4 separate regions of the Mus musculus genome follow, and all the other regions are linked to region 1. A link is a loop called in an ENCODE intact Hi-C map of the cell type or tissue named here. Cell type or tissue: heart. All regions are shown on one strand. Region 1 overlaps Fam169b (family with sequence similarity 169, member B). Region 2 holds the start of 4833412C05Rik (RIKEN cDNA 4833412C05 gene). Region 3 overlaps Igf1r (insulin-like growth factor I receptor). Region 4 overlaps Igf1r (insulin-like growth factor I receptor).

Region 1 (5,000 bases):
GTCTTCCTGTTTGCATGGGGAGCCCTTTACTGAGCCATCTCTCCAGTCCTGACCATAATTATTAAACCAAACTATTCCTTTAAAAACTTGAAATAAGCTGGGCGTGGTGGTGCACGCCTTTAATCCCAGCTCTCAGGAGGCAGAGGCAGGCGGATTTCTGAGTTCGACGCCAGCCTGGTCTACAAAGTGAGTTCCAGGACAGCCAGGGCTACACAGAGAAACCTTGTCTCGAAAAACAAGAAAACCAAAAAAACCAAACCAACCAAATAAACAAACAAACACCCTTGAAATAGCCAGGTGCAAGCCTTTAATCCCAGTGCTCTGGAGGCAGAGGCAGGCAGATAGATCTCTGTGAGTTTGAGGCTAGCCTGGTCTATAGTCTGAGCTACAGGCCAGCCAGGACTACGTAGAGAAAACCTGTCTTAAAAAAAAAAAAAAAAAACCAAACCAAAAATTGAAATAATTAACGTTCCTTTTAGTGACAGTGTAAAATTAATTTTATCCCGTTTTTTTTTTCTCCTACAGAGGCTTACCCTGTGGACATCCTGGAGGATGACGCGGAGGGCTATCAGGCAGCAGCCGAGGCTTACTATGAGATGCTCAGGGAAGGAGCCCAGACCTCAGCAGAGGTTATCTCCCTTTCCACTGGGGAGCAGGTATGTTTAACTTTTCTTAGAGGAGGGCTCTGCCCAATCTAACTTAGAAAGAGAGATGTCATAGAAACAACATCTCAGATTTAGAAGAACAAAGACCAACACACTGATTAAACGAAACTTCTGGAGGGAATACGAAAGAATTCGTATAAAGGTACTTACCCGAACTCCCCCGCCCCCCAGCTCTATAAATAAAGACCCAGAAATTCTTTATATATTTTAAAGCTTAGGCTTTTAACTTGGGCTCTTTCCCAGCTATTCTAACCTGACTAATTCTGGCCTACGTCCTACCGCATAGCCAGGTCTACATCTCTTGTTCTCTGAATTCTCCATCCACCACCACATCTGGCTGAATCTCTCGCTTCTGATTTCCTCTCCCAGAGCCCTTTCTCTGCCCGGAAGTTCCGCCCTCCGCTTCCTGCTTTACTATTGGCTGGCAGATCTTTGTTAAAGCCAATCAGCAGGTACAGAAGGATGAATATTTATTAATTATCAGACTGGTGATGGGCCATTCAAGGAAACCCTTCACTAGAAATCTGAAGTTCTGAGTGTGGATCTAGCAGGACTGGCCGTGGGGTGGGATGTAAGCCAGAATTAGTCAGGTTAGCATAGCTGGGACTGAGCCCAAGTTAAAGGCTTAAGCTTTAAAATGTGTAAGAGTTTCCGTGTCTTTATTTATATTGTTGGTGGGTCCAGTTGGTGAGCTGTGGGCCAGATAACCTGTGGGAATCCCATTTCTATCACGGACGAGCTCGGTTCTCAAGGGTTTTCTCCTCTCTTATCTTGATGTTCTCACTGAATTCAGGGCATTGCACCACTTTCCTTGTGGGGCTGGCATGAGGATTAAATGAGCTTGTGTATGCTCAGCTGAATCTCAGTTTCTTCATTTTAAAGGGAGGGAGTAGCTCATGTCTGCCCTCCAAGGTTTGATTCAGTTCTGACATTTGACGTGGAGTGAAGCTGTGTCACTTACAATATTTTTGTGTTGCTGAGGTTCTGTGCATTGTGAATAGGTTCTGCAAGAGGACACACAGAAAACTAGAAATTTTATTCGTTGGGATTGTGGCAAGATTTAAAAATATGTGTTATGTGTGTGCCTGCGTATGTACACATGCATGAATCTCGAGGACAACCTCAGAGTGCATTTATATACAATATACAATCCGATTTGTGTTTTGAGACAAGGTCTCTCACTATTTCCCCAGCGCATCTTATCTGTCCTTTTTTGTTTGTTTGTTTTTGTTTTTTGAGACAAGGTTTCTCTGTATAGCCCTGGCTGTCCTGGAACTCACTTTTTAGACCAGGGTGGCCTCGAACTCAGAAATCCACCTGCCTCTGCCTCCCAAGTGCTAGGATTAAAGGCGTGCGCCACCACTGCCCAGCTGTGGTTTGTTTTTTGTTTTTTGTTTGGTTTTTCGTTACCTGTCTTTTTGTGTATGCTATGGTGGGAGTAAACTCAGGCCCTCCTGCTTACCAAGTTTGCACTTCCCTGGCTGTGCCCTCTTCCAACCCCGACTGTCTAAGACTGTTTTCCTCACAGTAGGCAGTATCCACATTTGTTTTAAGTGTGGATCATTTCACTCCTGCCAGAAATGGTTGTGATCTGGCTGGCAGGCAGAGCTAGTAGAGGGACGTCTTTTTGTACCAGAGTTAACGAAAACAGCGGCATATGCAGTTATAAACCATGGCTTCCTTGAGATTTTGGAGGTCCGGAGCTAACAGGCAAGTCCCTCTTAGAAGAATACCCCTCCAGTGGGGGACCTCAAGCTGTTGAGCCCCAGTGGGCGCTTGCTGACCTTGTGTGCTCTTAGCGCCCCCTAGTGGTGATGTAGGAGAAAGACACAGGGCTCCATCGGACACTGATCGCTGGGTGCTGGTGGCCAGGGGGAGCTTGAGAGATGCAAGAAGAGCTGTGTCCCCAGGTTTTTTCGTTTGTTTGTTTGTTTTTGGACACAGCTTCCACAATCTGCTGTTACAACACTCATACTTATGAATAACTTAGGAAAATAAACCCCAACGTGCAGCATGCTCATCGAAGGGATAAGGCTAAGGTTACTAACAGAAACAGAAAGTTGCTGACATGAAGATGTTTGAAGGTGAGATGACATGCCAACATGACTTCTTCCTTCCTCCTTTCCTAAAGAGAAGGGAGCTAGGTGAAACCCATTATTTGGATCTCTACTATTTAGCAGTGAGTAGGGACACAGGGGCAGGGACAGGGGCAGGGAGCAGGGTGCTATTTGGCACACTGAATCCTGCTCACCAGGAGTGAGCCTCCTCGCAGCCGACACGGCAGGGACTTTTGCTATCCAAAGATTCTCTGGCTGAAAGGAACGACGAGGAAGTGGTTTGAGGAGGCAACATGTCTTGACTTTCTTTGTTTCACAATTAATTTTTTTCTTGTCTTGACGTTGCATTTAAAATACTTGCTGATTTTTTTTTTTCTGGTTTAAAAAACGCACATGTTCATTTGTATGGTGTTTAAGGGCTACAACGAAAGACGGAGGGAGCAAAGCCATGTGGGGTTAACTGCTAAAAACATGTTAATGTGTTTCTTTATTTTTACATTTTTCCTTTCCACGTGCATTTTTATTTATTTATTTATTTGTTTATTTATTTATTTATTTATTTATTTTTTGAGCCAGGGTTTTGCTGTGTAGCCCAGACTGGCTCAAGAACTTGCAATCTTCCTTCCCCATCATTTCAAATGCTGAGATTTTTGCCTGCTTTAAAAAACCTGGGATAGGTCACTCCGAAAAAAAGAGGGAGGTCCCAAGATAGTTGCCAGTCCTTACCACCCCCCACGCCCCCACCCCCACCCCCCGGGATTTGCCAGGAAACAGTTCTCTATAACGGTGGTGGTCCGCTGTAAACTTTTTACAAGAACCTGCCTGCCTGGCCCAGCTGCACATTCTTCTCTAATTTTCCTATAGTCTCAGTTTTCAAAACAAAGTTGGTCATGGAATGTATTGGCCTTCTTGTGTCAGGAGCTGGGAGCAGAGGGTTGGATGTTTACAAAGAGGGCCTTAGATGTGGCCCTCAGAGGTGATCTGTTTCCTCCCGATGACTAGCAAAACCTCCTGGGACTGAGTCTTTGGGCTTAAGGACAGGACTGAGCCTGGAGGGCTCAGACAGAGGACACATTTTCAAGGCTGCTTTCAGAGCTGGTACCAGGGTCACAGACAGCAGGAACATCTATGGGGGGGGGGTACAGCCTGGGCTCAATCTACTCCAGGCTACCAGGGCTCTCGAGAAGATGAGAACGGCACCATAGTTGTCTGTGTGAGGTGGAGTGAGGCTGTCAGCCTTGCAGGTTGAGGTCTATGGAGGTCCAGGATGGAGAAGGAGTCAGAGAGAGAGAGAGAAAGAGAGAGAGAGAGAGAGAGAAAGAGAGAAAGAGAGAGAGAGAGAGAGAACGCAAGACCATATCCAGGGTGGCTAAAGCTTTCTTCTCTGCTCTTCCTGCATCCTGCTAACAGGGCTCCTTCTGTGAGCACTTGGCTGAGTAATTGCAAGTCATTCCCCTGCCTCAGTGACGTGAGAGAGCAGAACAGTAATTTCATTTGCCTTTTTTTTTTTTTTTTTTTTTAGGTCAGACTTGAGACTTCATCTCTTTGTTTTTGCACGATATACCGTGATGAACCTCAACATAAAATACTGGGTTTGGTTAATCCCCAGGACACAAAGACAGGTTGGTAGCTTTTTTTTTTTTTAATTGATTTGTTCATTTATGAGCATTGGTGTTTTACCTGCATGTCTGCCTGTGTGAGGGAGTCAGAGTCCCTGGAACTGGAGTTACAGACAGTTGTGAGATGCTATGTGGGTGCTAGGAATTGAACCTGGTGTCCTCTGGAAGAGCAGCTAGTGCTCTTAATAGAGTCAACTCTCCAGCCCCGTGCTGGTAGTTATTAATGGATATGGTGTCTATGACCAAGCTGCACATAGAGCCTGATTTTGTTGTTGTTGTAGTTTTGTTTTGTTTTTTTGTTTGTTTTGAGACAGCGCTTCTGTGTATCCCTCACTATCCTGGAACTTGAAATATAGACCAGGCTGGTCCCAAAACCAACAGAGATCTGCTTGCCTTTGCCTCCCAAGTGCTGGGATTAAAGATACATGCCACTACTGCCCAGTGAACCCTGGATTTTAAAAACGGGAATCTTGATTTTGTGGTATACAATATATGGGGATTTTCAATGTCTAGGGATGCAGCGGTCCATTCTTATTTATCTCTTTTGAGACATGAATCATTTTGCATATCTCTGACCACAGTCCCTACCCAGAGCTGCTTTGGGGCTCACTCTTGCTATTCCCATTAACAGACGTTCCAGAGCTGTGGGCACTGGCTAG
Region 2 (5,000 bases), 500 kb before region 1:
GCATGCAGATTAAGTACCAGCCAGTACATCACTAGGTACATGGCTCTGGCTTTAGCCAGCTGATTTCACTGGACACCAGGAGTCTCAGGTAAAGGATCCAAAAGGCAGTGACAAGCCAGGATCTGCCACTGCAGCAGCATCTGGATACATTGGCAACATCTGTGGGAGCAGGGAACGGTGCTCAGGGGTGCTGGAACCAGCTGCTATTTCCTAGTATCTCTGACTAGGTCTTCCTTCAGCTTGATTTCCTTTGTTTCCTGCCCAGTTTTTAAAGCCTCTTCTGCCTTCTTGTCAGTTCCAAACTGTCCCTTTCTGCCCTGCTAGCCAGAACCAGTTCCTACTAAGAGTCTCTGCCTTGTAGAGATGCTTAATTATTTGATAGTACATCTGGACATAGAGAACCCTCCCATTTTGCTTCCTTAAGACGAAGGGCTATGCTCATTTGCATAGTAAACCTATATGGAGTACCTACAGGCTGTGTGCTATGGCAGACCTAGTGTCAGGACATGTAGCTGACTAGGAAAAGCATGTCTCTGTCCTTGGGAACTTATTGAACTAAAAGAAGGCCAACATCAAACAACTAATTATGGAATTAATTCTTCACTGGGTCCTCCCATCAGCACTGGGTGACGCCAAACTATAGGTAAATATTTGAATCCCACAGAGGATACAAAGGAAACATGGAAACCGGAGACACCGCTCATGTCTCCCTTCCAAAGTCATCAGTTCAGCTGGCAATAGAGCCGAGAGCTTATGTAACTAAGAAACCATCCCACGCAAGTTCCCACACCAGAGGGACACGGGGGTCGTTAGTGTCCAATTCGGGGGATCAGGGAAGACTTTGTGGGGGATTTATTCACGGCCTTGACAGTGGATCACAAAGAGCTCAGCAATGAAGGAAGAAAGCATCCCTGTAAAATTAGCCACCTAAAGTTCCGCCACCCACCAAGGCCCACAGTTTAGTGCTGCCATGAGTCCCCTCTGAACAGCCACAGGACAAGATCCACTTATACACGCTGTTGACTCCCTGCTGTGTCCATTTAACAGTGTGTGGTGGATATTTGGCCTCTGACAATTATTCCTAGTCTACATCCCATTTAAGCAGCCAAAGACGATTCCATTACATGGGTGTACAGTAAACGAATCAAATCCCTATTAATGAACATTTAGGGTTTGGGTCAAGGGTATATACACTCTGGAACCCCAAGGCCTGAGCCTGAATCCAGTTAGTGACCTGGCTGGGTGGTAGGAGGAAGGCTGTGTTTCTGAAGGCGTGGTCCTTCCCCGTAGCAGAGGTACCTGCAGATGGTAATGATGTGGGATATTCAGAACAGTGGTTAGCACCCAGGGAGCGCTCAATCAAGGCTCGGATCGGACAGGCTATAAGCACTCTGTCATCCTGACCAAAGTGTTGGTTTGCTCCCCTCTGTTTCATCACTCAAAACACCCAAAGTGCACACAGTCAAAAAGCACATACATGAGCGCAATCATCTAGTCACCACTGTGATCGGTAAGAGGTAGTGAACGAGGAGAGCCTCTGACTCCTTCCTGGAACCCATCAGGACCCTCCCGTTATCCACAAACCATCTAGTGAGGTTTCTTGATTTGCCTTCTGGGTGGCCTTCTGGAATCTAAAGCAAGAGGAGCATTCATAACAAGTCAAGTCAGACGCTTTCACTACGATTTCAAGGAGGGGAAGCTGGAGTCGAGGCCATGTTTGAAAATATAGGTCAAATCTTGGTTTCTGTGGTTACTGAACACTGTCAGCCACTGTGACTCCCTCTGTGTGGGTGATGCCAAGGTTCAGAGGTCTGACAGCCCTGTCTAGCTCCTCTACAAGTGTCACCTCTCTCGCCCCTCCCCAAGGTCTGAGGCTTCTCTCAGCCCTACTGACCCCCAGGCCCGAGGGTCCTGAGCTTGGGCAACACCCAGGAGTAAGCTACTGCAGGTACCTTGCTCTTCATGCCTGAGGTTGGGGGCGGGGTGCTGGGACTGCTGCTGCTGAAGTTCGGGATGTCTCCATACCCCTGCAGTTCTACCCACTAGTCTGCTGCTGCATGTGGGGACTGCCGGGGAGCAGGGAGGAGGCCATGTGGGGAGGGAACAATGTAGTGGGTTGTTTAGCTGACTGTCAGCCTCGTTCTGGGATCCTCCTTTCCACGCCCCTTGGCTTAACCGCCACAGGCACAGCTCACAGAGGCAAGAGCCCCCTTATTTGGTCTTGGAAAGAAAGGGGAAAGGTTATCCTCGGATGCCTGCGGCGTTGGGTCATCAGCCCGCAGTTGCTGGCCCGCACCCGCGGGTGCAGTTCAGTCTCCCACCGGCAGGTGGCGGCACCGCGCAGGGTCTGGGGAGATGGCCAGCTGGTAAACAACCCGCAGGATCCAATGCCCTAGGGTGGGGACCCGCCCGGATGGGGGTGGGCGCCTTATGAGTCCGCACGTGGACAGTGATGCGGAGGGAGAAGCTAAGCTTCAGAGGAAGGGAATGGGGAGGAAAGAGCCCAATACCTTGTTTGTGGGAGAGTCAAGCTTCCCGAATTGCTCTGGCTGTAGGGTGTGACTTTGCCTTGATGGATTTCACGTGAGCGGCTGGAGAGTGCGCTGTGCCAGGCGGGAATCTGCTTCAAAGTCACCCACGCGGGTTCAGGGGACTCGAATCTCTGGATGTGTGTCAGTAAGGCACCGTGTGGGGCTCTGCACCAGCTGGGAGATTCGCTTTCTTGCCCATCCTTTTTCCTCTCAATCTCCTCTCTACCCCCCCCCCCCCGCCTCCTCCTTGCTCTTCCTGCCTCTCCGTGAGCCTGGGGGTGTGAAGCGACCCACTTTCCTCCTTGTGGCCCGAAGAGTTTTTAAGTTCGAACCGCCACGTGGCTGGTTCCTTTCCTACACCTTCCTGCAAGAGAACAATTGCCACCATTTTATCTTGAGGTTAGAAAGGCTCTGGTCACCCCAACAGTAATGGACAATGCTGGTTCCCCAAAGCCAATGTTTGTTTCAGTGATTGAGAACTGCCACACACACACACACACACACACACACACACACACACACACACACACACACACGCACGCACGCACGCACGCCCCCCACCCCCACCCTTGCCGCCGCCCCTTCCAGTGACTCCTCCAGGTAAAGCCCAGGGGTATCACAGGGAGCTGGCAGGGCATAGTGGCCTCCCAACACTTTAACACTTGCCTTTCATCCCAGCACTCAGGAAGCAGGGGGCTTAGTGAGTTTGAGCCTAGAGGGCCAGTCAGGGCTATATAATTACATTCTGTCTCAAAACAAAAACAAAAACAAAAACAAAACGCCAAGATTTGGGCTGTAGTGGTTAAGAACACTTGCAGCTCTTGTAGGTGACCCAGGCTGGATTCCCAGCATACACAAGGTGATTCTCCACCATCTGCAACTCCAGTTCCAAGCGATGTCTTCTTCCAATCGCCTCAGGTGCCAAGCATGCATGTGGTGCCCATACATACATGGAGGCAAAGCATAAAATGGGTAAATTGCATTCAAAACAGAGCACAGAGACGTTTTAAAGATGGATCAACAGTAGACCCTCTTCCTGGACTTTCACTGACCTCCAAAATGGCTCCTAGGTGGTCAGTCTGCAGCACCGGTTCTTGTTGCTTGGTTGTTGATGGCTCCAAAGAGAAGCCGACAAGTCTAAGCTCTTCCCCATCTGCCTCCTGACAGGGACCCTAATGACCTCCCACTTTGGGTTTCTTCACCTGGGAAGACATCAGTTTTCTGAGTCACACAATTATGGACAACTTTTGAAAATTATTGGGGTGACAGGTTCATGCTTGCCTTACATCCTACGGTACCTGGTTGCATTTCTTTGTATGTGTTGCATGTATATATGTGGGGACATGTTCTAGTGGAGGGCAGTGGACAAGTTCAGTTTCCTTTCTCAGGCGCTGCCCACCTATATTCCCTTAGGTTGATCAGCAAGCCCCAGCAGTCTGTCTGTCTGTCCCCCAGTGCTGGGATTATACAGCAATCTCACACATTGAGATTTTCCTTCTTCCTCTTCTGCTTCTTCCCCTTCCTCTCTTTTATCTTAAAGTCTGTGCGAACAAGATTAAATCCAAGGAACATCTTTATTTTCCGTGAGACAGTTTTGAAGCTGTTCCTATTAATTTGGGTGGGTTCCTGGTTTCTAAGAATTCACTCAGCATGCCACATAGTAAGTGCGTGCGTGTGTGGGGAGTTCCCGAAAGGCTATCCAGGAACAGGCTGCTCCACAGTCTTTGTTTTATTGGTTACAGTCATTCAAAACTCCACTGATAGCCAGATGGTTCACCAAACCTCCAATTGCACAGGCTCGTGACTGCCTTCAGTGGCCTCTGTGGCATTTCTGTTTTATGTCACAGGAGGTCAGCCTGGCTCTCCTTGAAGGATCCTCTGCTCCTCTCTGGAGCCAGCTTGAATGACAGCACTCTCACTGGCTGTCTAGGTTGGTTGTGACATCCCAGAACCCAGTCCCTATATCAGGAGCAGTTGTGGTTTGCCTGCACCATGACAGCATGGCTTGTCCCTTCCTATGTGTGCCGGCCAACTCAAGTGTTGGCTTGTTCTGCTCTTCATTCTGAGGTTGATCCCACCATAAGCTAGTCCTCAAGTCTTGATTTGGTTCTGTTCGGTTGCCTGGATTCTGCCCTCTGTGCATGCCTTGAGGTAGGTTGAATTACCATCCTCTTAAGGATGATCCTTGTTTGGAAGGGCAGTGGTGCCCAGTGATGAACTTGGCGCGTGGGGGATGGGGGGTGGGGCAGCTGCAAAGCCTGAGGTACGCACTTTAAACTTTGTGTGGTAGCTGCTAATGGGGTGCAAGGCTGGTAGCACTGTCCAGCCTATGGGGTGCACAGGATGCCTACCTTCAAGATTTAGTGGAGGAGGAAACATTGTAGCTGCCCAAGGGTATCCTGACTGCCTTTCATCTGCTTAGATCCCTACAGCCACACAGAGCCCCCCTTTAGGCCCAGGTTGTCAGAA
Region 3 (5,000 bases), 170 kb before region 1:
GCCCACTTACTGAAAGCCAATTGAGTGTTCTGTGTTATAGTTTTTATATATGTAATATATGTGTGGTGTTATTATTTATGGTGTTTGATAGGGTCTGTAATCACCGAAAAGTCAAGCTTCAGGCATGCCTGCCAAGGGCCGTGTTAACTTAAAGACGGGAAGACCAAGACTTAGGCAGCACCAGCCCCTGTCCTGGGAACCAGTTCTCTCTGCTTCTTGACTGAGGATGCAGTGTGGTAATGAGCATCCTGAAGCTCAGGCCATCATGTTTGCCTCACCGTGATGGGCTTTGAGCCAGAATACAGACTCCCAGCTTTACATTGCTTTAGTTGGCTATTTGTTCCCAGCTAATATACTGTATATTTTGTTAGTTTTGATTTTAAACCGTGCATTTGCCTGTACCAGAACAAATTCTATTCACAAACAAGTATCTGTAATCTTAAGGTGAAATCTGGTACCACTCTTTATCTACAGGTTTACTCTTTTCCACCATTAAAGGCTTAGAAAGATGGAGGGTTGATGACAGATGTCACATGAGGGCGTAAGCAGAGACTGAGCCCCAGCTGTGGAACCCCACAATTCTTAGAACACTGGATATGGCTGTATGGCGGACAGACTAAACTGTGAGCAAGTCAGTGACTGGTCAGATAGAAAAGGAGATGACAGTTCAGTGTCATGGTGGAAAGGAATCGGGGATGTGCAGAGTTGATAGCATAAGAGCCAGGAGGAGATCTCTGATTGAGATGGAGGGGGGAGTAAGAATCCACCTCAGAGACAGAGGCCTTCAGACAGAAAGCAGGGGGAGACCATCACAGCCACAAACGGAGCATGGCGCTGCTTCACCCCTACAGATGGCAATGGGTTGGTTATGCAGATGTACAGGTGATACCACTTCTGAAATTTTGCCTCTCCGCTCTTCCTTTACCAACAAACCATGCTAGTTCTAGTTTTGTAGCTAATTCTGGCCAGAGAAGTAAGAACGGAAAGAGACCTCTCTGCTCTTGGTACACAGTGTAGTTGGTGGGAGGTTGTGAAAGGTATGCCAAGAGAGGAAGTGATTTTAGGCAGAGTGGAAATTTGCCAAGTAGAGAAAACAGAGTTGTTGACCCAGCAGAGAAAACACATTAATTGCACGTGTGTAAGGAAAGATTTTCAGGGGTAGGCATACTCAGGATGCTAGGGAAGAATCCTAGAAATATTTGGCAAGTTTGCAGCGGGCACTTTAGTAGAAGCCCATCTCCACTGAAGACCCAAATCTGAAGATAATACCATTCCAGGCCTCAGGAAGTTCAGGGTCTTAACGTAGGAGTGGAGTCTAAATACAGCATTAAAGCCCTATCAGAGACTTAGTGCTAAGAAAACAAATTTCAGTCTTCTGCAAGAAGTGGGGTAGCTGGGCCAGGGAGAACGGTGGAGAACAGTGGCCTCTCCTGGGCAGGCAGAGGTAAAGTCTAGAAAGCATAAAAACCAACGTTGAGTAAAATGATGTGTGTGGTCTGGGCAGGGACCTGGGAACAGAACAAAGTGTCCAGAGGGAGGGTGCCTACAATGAAAGTAGCTACTGGTTTGGGGTCTGATGCCAGGCTGCAAGGACCAAGGAAAGCCTAAATCCATGTTTTATACAGCAAAGGTGACTTGGGGTGAACATTTACTGGGGTTGCTTGTGGCAGGCTCCATAGGAGATAGCAGAGGTGAGGGACTAGAATGGCAAAGGAGAATGCCAGGTGGCCAGTTTGCACTGTTATCTCCTATAAAGTACCCGTTATCGATATATCGTGATACCGATATATCTTGATTGTGAAAAGTGACAACGTGGTCTCTGTATATTCAACAAGCATTGAAGTGGAGAGAGCCGGCTTGGCTGGCCTCCTGGTCCCCTTTTACATTGAGGAGGCTTGCTCAGGATAGCGACTTGTGAGCATGTTTATGTGCGGGGTGAGCAGAGCCCCCCATCCTAAGAGCAGATGGTTTCCTCCGCCTGGGGTCCTGTAAGGATGGTGAAGCTGGAGTGAGGGAATGGGAGATTCAAGTGAGACTGCCAGAAATACTATGGGCAAGGCAAGTTAACCGCTTATTTCTTATCAAGTGGTCCCAACGCCGTCATGTGTTGTTTCTTTTTGTGTATGTTCTCCATCCCAGCTGCTCCCAATAGGCTCAGAGCTCCTAAAACTTGCTATCAAAAGATGTAGCTGTGTGTCTGGTGCACCAGCATGCCATTAATGGCGTATTGTATAGTGCAACAATTTTAGTGTGTGATTTAAAGCAACTTTCGTAAAAGACAATTTTAAATTTTTATTCGACGGTGAGGAAGGGGCTTCTGGACAAAAGCGACTAAATCGGTTATCATTCCATTGGAGACTTCGTCAGCCATACAAGAAGTGAAAATGATGGAAACAAAACCTTTGAGGTTCTGCACAAAACAAAAAAACGATGTGTGGCTTAAAGTCAGCAGTTCTGGCTCGGGGGGGGGGGGGGGGGGGCTCCAAACGACGCCTCCAGGTGCTGACTTTTGGGGCCACCCCCTTCCTGCCCTCCCCGCTGTGGCAGCCAGGATTCCTTTTGTCTCGGGTGCTTCCCCACCCCGCCCTGCCAGCCAGAGGGAGCTGGCACCGGGCGCCCTCCCCACCGCCCCTGGACCAAGGTTGTTTACTACTTTCTACTCGGAATAACACGCCAATCACCAGGGCCCGCCCTCTCTCTCAGCCAATCAGTTTGTTGGGAAATTCCACCTTTCCTAAGGGCCCAACCAGCGATTGGCTGCAGGACTTGTCAGTCAAGCTGGCATCCCGCAAGGATGCAGCTGGAGTATTAGGGACGCGATCACCAGAGCCGAGGAGGAGTAACCTTCCCATAAACAAGATGGGGGGCCCCCCAAGAAAGCACGGATTGGGGTGGGGAGCTGAAGCTCAGCCCAACCCCGGGGCCCCACCGGAGTGAAGAGGGCCGAGCGCAGAGCCGGGGAATCCCTCCCTCCGCCTCCCGCCCTTGCTGCAGTTGTAAACACGCTTCCCTCCATGTCTGTTTTTCTTTCTCTAACCGTGGCCATTACAGGCTGCTGTTTACAAAAATCCTGCAGGGCAGTGCTGTTCTCTAGGATCCTGTCCTCCATTCACCTTGCCTCAGGACCCCTTTTCAGGCTTTTTTTTTTTTTTTTTTTAATTTTCTCCCCGCTGCTAGGCACAAACTGAAGGAAGCTATTGGGTCGTGCAAGCTTGTTTTCCTTTTATTGCAGCACGCAAAGCAAGTCACGCTGTAGCAGCAGCACCATTTCCCAGGAGAACAGGCTGGCTGGCCATTAAGAGCACCGCGCAGCCTAAACAGGCGTAGCTCTAGAAGGACTGGCTGGGTTTTTGTTGTTGTTATTATTATTACTGGTCTGAGTCAAGCTGGATGCTATTTTGATTCTGCATTTTCTTCCAAAATTCGTCTTGAAATCTATCCCCACTTACAGGTTTGGGATTTACACCACCACCCGGCGCACGCCCCTTTTCATAAAGGCAGTATTGTGTTGAACTAAATGTTTTTCTACCTTCTCTGATCTGAATCAGGTTTCCCATTTCTAGCAGCACAATGTAGTTGTATTCTGTGTGGTAGGGGCGTAGTGGACATGAATTATTTGCGACAGGGTTGCCTGGAAGATACGGAGTGGAATTTGCGTGGCACGGAACAGTTCCCAGTGCCCAAGGTTTCTGTTACTCTGGCTCCAAGCAGGAAGCGCAGGCAATATGGCAAAACACAGCACGTGGCATCCCATTCAAAAACGCTCTTTTCTAGAAGCTGGTATTGCAGAGGATATCCGATCTTGACTAGTTTCACCACCACCACCACCCCTTTCACAAGCAGAAAGAAAAACTAATGTACGGAAATTTGGTGTAGATATTTAGTAGGAAGCTTTGTTAAGTGTAAAGGCAAGGTTTGGAAGTTCTGGCGAGAAGCTGAAGGACCTTGTGGGCACGCTTTACAGGATTTAAGGTTGTAGGAATTGTAACCCCCACATGGGAGGCCACGGACCTCTGGGCTCCTCTAGACTTAACACCCTGCAAAGTTACTGAGCTACAGAGCCCTGGAGGATCTTAGGGTTGATGCTGAGGGAGAAAGGAAGGTTGCTGCAGGTAGGAATGTGGGTGGCCCTAGCATGTTCTGGCCAGGATTGGATTTCCAGGAGTAGCTTCTATGGCTACCTGTGTGAGTTTGTGGAAGACTCCAGTCTTAAGTTATGAAAGCCTGGTTAGGATCTCAGTGGATGGTTGGTCTTTTTTCCTACTTACTCATTTGTTTGATCCCAAGCCCCAAACCACCCCCCCCCCTTTACACACACAAGCAGCTTTCCCCAAAATGACCAAGTTAGTATGTAACACGCTACCGTTATATACTGAGCTGTCGTCAGGATTTGAGTGGAGGTGGCTGTGTCGCTTGTAGTAAGGGGAGGTTACGAAGGCCACAGCTGGGGCAGAGTTCTGCCTCAGGGCTACAAAGTTCCTGGCATCATTACCCCACCTTATGAAGTTACAAACTGGGCAAGGGGTTGAAGGCAGAAAGAGACCGTAATGAAGAATGTTGTGATGATGTGTGTACCAGCTCCTGTCCCTTATTAGCTGCCTCATCCAGGCCAAGTAAGTTCACCTCCGTTAGCCTCCTTGTCCACTGCCTGAAAGGAAAGCCGTGATGTCTGTGTATGGCTGTGAGGGCTCAATGACCTTTGTCATGCAGTGGGCTTGGTACCAGCCTGGGACTCCTGACAAATGTGTCTTACCCCTTCTTTTTTCCGTGACCCTTCCCTCAAACCTCCCGCTTGCTCAGGGCTCATCTTTTCCTGGTGATTTGTGTTAACCGTTCCTCCCTGGCCAAGTCAGCCTGTTAATTTTTCCATGCCAACAGCTTCCGAGTGCCAGGAAGTCACGTCTGAATAGCCAAAGTATGTTTTCCTGTAGGAGAGTGCCAGCGTGCCAAGTGGCACGTCCTCAGTTGAGCATGCAGAGCTGGGGGGGAGGGGGAGGGGT
Region 4 (5,000 bases), 79 kb before region 1:
CAGCACTGTCTCACGAGCTGAGAAACCGTTCAAAAGAGCAGGTGTGAGTTTTGTTCCTGTGGTTTGGGCCTGGTCACAGGAGAGGTATTGTTGGTTTTTTTCTTTTCTTTTATGCTGGAGCAAACATTTGTCTGAGAAACTCATGGAACTCCTGAAGTTGATCCATCCCCAGCTGCCTGGATTTTTTTTTTTTTTTTTGGTATGAATTTAATATGCTTGGGAAGGAGCCACCTGCTATGGGAAAGGCAGTGGACTTCCTGTTCCCAGCATAGAGAGGAGGAAGCTTACACACGGAGGCCGCTCTTGGATGCGAAATGATTGATTCAGGAGGCCTTTTTGCTTTGCCATTCAGAACCCCCTTGGCAGATCGGTCTCCTTTCTAAGAAAAGAACAGAGTGAAGGGAAGGGAGCCGGGCTGCTCCAGTAGGGAGTGTGGTGCCCTGATTTGGCTGAGACGCTGATGAGAGGAAGATGTGTTCTGTGAAAGGATTTTTTTTTTTTTTTTTTGGCACAGTAAGCAAACACTCTTGGGAGTAGTCTGAAGCCTGTTGGGTCTCACACGTAGAGGAAGGACTTCCATGGTGTGGTTCTGAGGCAGGAACAGCCCTTTCTCTGGCCATGCTTTGGTCTCGTCGTCCCTACACATGAACCAGTCTGCTTCAGGAGTAGCTAAGTATCCAGCCTTGTGTATTACAAAGTGTTCTAGCTTTAGAGGAAAGGCTGCCACCAAACACCAGGGTATCCAGGTCTGACTGTCAGTGCAATAGCTCAGTTTGAATTGATCTAGCAAATTCTGTGAGGCTGGGTCAGGGGAGCCTATCATTCCCATCTTTACCCCTGGGTTTCAGGGCTTTGGACACAGATTTGTCAGTGAACCCTGCTGAGGTCAGGGGCCAGTCCCAGAGTTCACGGAACCTGGAGATCCTGAAACAGGTTCCAGCCCTCGTGCTGCAGAATGGGACGACGATGTAAGCTCAGCCACAGAATTGATCCATTTGATCCATTAACATCTCCAGAGCTCACATGCCAAGTCTTCGGGATGCGGGATTCAGGAAGGAACTTGAACGTTTTACTAGCCGAGCGTCACCAGCTCAGATGCAGCTGAGACATACTCAGTCCAATCTGACTACTTCTGTACTTTTCCTCTCCACCCCCAGGAGGCTGGGAATCCCAGTCTGGTTTTGTCGAGATAAATTGAATAGAGTCATCACAGGCAGGTGACAGTGTCTGCTGGACGGTCCCTGGCATCGACTGTGTGCCAGCAACTGGGCTATATAGCATCCCCGTCTAGGTCCTGGCCCTAAAACAACCTTAGTTGCTTGAGATGCTAGAGGAGGACCCACTCAGTCCCGTAGGCCCTTCTGAAAGTCTGATCCCTGCTAAGAGTCACTACTACCTGGTACAGTACTAACAGGCGGCAGCAGGGGTACTGTATACATGAGGTCCTGGGCATATTTCAGTTTGCCAGTGCCTCACATAGATGGCAGCCTGTCCAGCTGAAGACACGGGGTGTGCTTGGGGGCTCAGAAGCCAAGTGAGGAATGGGCATAGCGGTGGGCGTACACCCCAGGATAGCACTCACTTCTAGAGGGATAGGTGTGCACCTTCACAGAGGGACATATTCTGTAAATCGCGGCTCCAGCTCATCAGAGCTGTCCAGTGGTTTTAAAGTGTGCTTTTTAGAGGGAGCATTTTATCAGCTTATTAATCCCAGAGTCTACTGGAGAGTTTTCTTGTGGAAAGAGTATTTAAAAAAAACAAAACAAAAAAAAAACAAGGTCTTAAATCGCACAGAGCAAAAAAGACTTCCTTTTATGGGCAGCCCTGGAAGGGCTGACTCTGGGATGATTTAAAAGAGGCATCACATGGCTTGTTTTTACTGATGTCACCTCATCCCTACCCTGCCCGTGGCACCTCCTCAGCCCCACCCCCCACCCCTGGCCACGGGGCTTGGGGCCAGACACATCTCATGTTCTTGCCCCCGGTTGCACTTTTCTATTCAGGGCTAGGCCTGTCAGCCAGAGAGGAAATTGCAGCCTGGCCACGGAGCTAAGCTCCTTGTGTCTGCTTCCCATTCCGATTAATCCTTCGGGAAATGATGGGGACCGGGGAGAACAAGCTTCTGCAGCAGCTAACCAGAGCAAGCCGGCTCAGGAGATCTGACTGTCTGTAGACAGTCGGGAGAGCGCCGTCTGCTAGCAAGACCATGGTTACTTACAGTAAAGCTGCATTGTCTGACAGCCTCACGCCGTTCCAGCTCACTCCCTGTGTGACTTCAGACAAATGATCAAATGCTGTGGTTGGTGCTTTTCCCTTATGCATACAATGAGGATGTGTTGTAATCATTGGAGTAAAGAGACATCTCTGGCTCTCGGGGACTGACGTGACTCCCGGGCCTAGAGCTTTTAGTACCTACCTGCAACCTGTCATGTGCCACTAGGACCAGTCACTTAGAGCCAGTGAGAATACCTAGTTAGCCTGGTCTTTGGTCCAGTTTGTTTTCCTCCGTCGAGACATTGGCCACTTAATTGGGATTTTTCTTTACCTCCAGAGGAGTAGGCAGTAAATATTGTAAGGTTCCTAGCTAAACAGCCGCTGTCTCAACTACTCAGCCTACAAAGGAGCTTAGAAACAGCCACAGGTGCTGTGTAACCAGCTCTGCTCTGGTACAATTCCGCTAACAACAGGCTCCAAGCTGCACCTGGCTCCGCTGTAATTGGTTGGCTTCACCCTGGGCCTCCAGAGTGCTTAATTCTTGGAGGTGGATCTCCAATGCACCTTTTTTCAGTTTTAAGATAACTACCTTCCACCTGGCCTGACTTGATCCTACAGAGTCCAAGGAAGCTGGCCAGATGGGCAAGAGTGGCTTTCTCTGCACAGGCAACTTCATGCCTACCAATAGGTTGCTTTCACACGCCTTTACCCCTGTGGGATTATTTGCTTTGTAAAGAAGTGTCCTGGTGGCCCAGTGATCAGCCTGGTAGAATGTTAGAAGCCTGTTCAGGGTGCTTTGAGATTCCTATATGTTCGAACTTCCATTTGTGGGTTTTAGTGTAAAGCGTCTGTTGAGCCAGGAGTTTTTATAAAACACAGTTTCCTGGAGGAGCATAGGTGGAGAGTGCTTTGGTCTCACACGCCTGTGATTGAGAGCTGCTAGGTACCCCTTTCCCTCAGAATCATGACCACCCTGTCCTTGTTTTCTGTCGGGCCTGTGTGTCTGTCCATCCGTCAGAGCCCAGGTGTGGTTCACTGCATGGCCTGGGTTGCAGAACTATGACTTGACGAGGGCATCAAGGGAATGAACAAAGAGTGTGCACTTGGGTATAGAGAAACGGGGACTGCGTGGACTGGGCTCTGGAAGCTCAGTATGTTTAGCGTATATATTTGAACAGAGAGGCAGATTACTGCATGCAGATAAACAAGGAAGCAGGATTATTATATACAGCTGAACATGGAGGCAGGTTTAGCCATCTCTGCAGGGAAGCCGTCTTGAGGCTGTAAACTTCCAGGGGAAGGACGTGACAGTGGACATATTCTGCACACACTGTCAGCACTTGCAACTCGGACCTCAGGGGAAGGCTTTACCATCTCTCTAAGCAAGCATCACTGGGGTAGACTTTGCCACTCCCATGGGACTGGGGCATTGGGGTCCTTGACATGGCCTTGCACGTGTCAGCAATACACACCTTCACTTGCTTAGGGTCTCCTCCACTGTCTACTCCCAGGCCTTTGCTGGTCAGGACGGTGGCTGCATGAGCAGCCTTTCTCTTCTGTCCTGTGTGCCAGCTGGCCCATGTAACTCTCGAGGACGAGGAAGCTTTGCAAAGGTTTGTGACCTTGTGGGAGTGATGGAGGTACGTCATGGGCTTTATACTGTTTTTACCTTGGCCTTGTTTGTAGAAGAAAATGATGCTTAGGACTTCCCTTGGTTCGTTGGCATCCGACTTGAAGTTTCTATTAGAACTCTGCTCCTGGGCATCCTACATCTTCAAGACAGGGATCTTCCTTCATGGGACATCCTCAGTGAGCAGGTGCTGGCGTGAGATAGCAAGCTTGGGATATGTGCTCCGTCTGTCTAGCACCCCTGCCGCCTCCTCCCTCAGGCCCACTGCCAGGGGCGCCCTGGTGCCAGGAAGAAACTTAGAAATAGCCCTGGTGTGAGATACAGAGAATGGTGCCTGTCAGGAAAGCTGTGATTCTCATTAGTGAGAGAGAGAGGTTTCCTCTTCTGGTTAATGTGTGGCCAGAAGAGGTGCTTAGACAGGAAGTGGGTTTTATCTCTTAGCAGTGCTATCATTAATACAACCGTCCATGGTGGAATCGGTGAACCAAGACTTGAAGTGAGTCTGGGCTTGGCACTGTGGCTGGGCCTGGGTTCTGGGCAAGATACATGGCAGGATGCCAGAGGCATCCAGATGGGAAGCAGAGAGTGCAGAGGTGGTACAGTTCTTCTGGGTCTCTCTGGCAGCTCATTCCTTTCTTCCCCATCACTCCCTTAGGTTTGAACTTATGCGCATGTGCTGGCAGTATAACCCCAAGATGCGGCCCTCCTTCCTGGAGATCATCGGCAGCATCAAGGATGAGATGGAGCCCAGCTTCCAGGAGGTCTCCTTCTACTACAGCGAGGAGAACAAGCCTCCCGAGCCAGAGGAGCTGGAGATGGAGCCTGAGAACATGGAGAGCGTCCCACTGGACCCTTCGGCCTCCTCAGCCTCCCTGCCTCTGCCTGAAAGACACTCAGGACACAAGGCTGAGAATGGCCCGGGCCCTGGCGTGCTCGTTCTCCGCGCCAGTTTTGATGAGAGACAGCCTTACGCTCACATGAACGGGGGACGCGCCAACGAGAGGGCCTTGCCTCTGCCCCAGTCCTCGACCTGCTGATCCTCGGACACACCGAAGCACGCGCCAACAGTAACGTGTGTGCGCCCACTCGGTGGGCGGGGGGGCGGGGAGGGGAGAGCAGGTTGTAACAATCTATTCACAAGCCTCCTGTACCTCAG

The links. Peaks named below come from ENCODE experiments on the same cell type or tissue, not always from the same donor. Only the 100,000 strongest peaks of a DNase experiment are listed, where the experiment ranks them.
Region 2: it touches region 1 in a loop (7-fold over the local background); 19 of 42 quality-filtered maps call a loop at or near these places.
Region 3: a loop joins it to region 1, with 5 times the contacts of the local background. A loop is called at or near these places in 22 of 42 quality-filtered maps.
Region 4: a loop joins it to region 1, with 5 times the contacts of the local background. A loop is called at or near these places in 10 of 42 quality-filtered maps.

The regions. Positions count from the first base shown.
Region 1 is chr7:68,300,308-68,305,307 of GRCm38, forward strand. It overlaps Fam169b (family with sequence similarity 169, member B), which reads left to right. Exons shown (of 9, transcript NM_001374636.1): 2 at 526-656; 3 at 4,245-4,344. Among named protein-coding and RNA genes, the nearest start is that of Gm16157, 26 kb to the left of the region's middle. In heart, a CTCF peak has its summit at 2,467 (motif pointing left); a DNase peak (open chromatin) is centred at 2,464; H3K4me3 peaks cover 787 bases.
Region 2 is chr7:67,801,413-67,806,412 of GRCm38, forward strand. 4833412C05Rik (RIKEN cDNA 4833412C05 gene) reads right to left here and starts at 2,084. Exons shown (of 3, transcript NR_045954.1): 1 at 1,953-2,084. Gm34350 (a long non-coding RNA gene) reads left to right here and starts at 1,777. Exons shown (of 3, transcript XR_391567.3): 1 at 1,777-1,948. In heart, no CTCF peak of the experiment used is centred here; a DNase peak (open chromatin) is centred at 2,289; H3K4me3 peaks cover 1,315 bases; H3K27ac peaks cover 3,000 bases.
Region 3 is chr7:68,126,459-68,131,458 of GRCm38, forward strand. All of the region lies in intron 2 of Igf1r (insulin-like growth factor I receptor), which reads left to right. Among named protein-coding and RNA genes, the nearest start is that of Gm51488, 8.2 kb to the right of the region's middle. In heart, CTCF peaks have their summits at 1,434, 2,550 and 3,598; DNase peaks (open chromatin) are centred at 1,653, 1,953, 2,843 and 3,653; H3K4me3 peaks cover 2,259 bases; H3K27ac peaks cover 3,394 bases.
Region 4 is chr7:68,221,521-68,226,520 of GRCm38, forward strand. It overlaps Igf1r (insulin-like growth factor I receptor), which reads left to right. Exons shown (of 21, transcript NM_010513.2): 21 at 4,500-5,000. The coding sequence ends at 4,881. Among named protein-coding and RNA genes, the nearest start is that of Pgpep1l, 40 kb to the right of the region's middle. In heart, no CTCF peak of the experiment used is centred here; DNase peaks (open chromatin) are centred at 511 and 2,051; H3K27ac peaks cover 422 bases.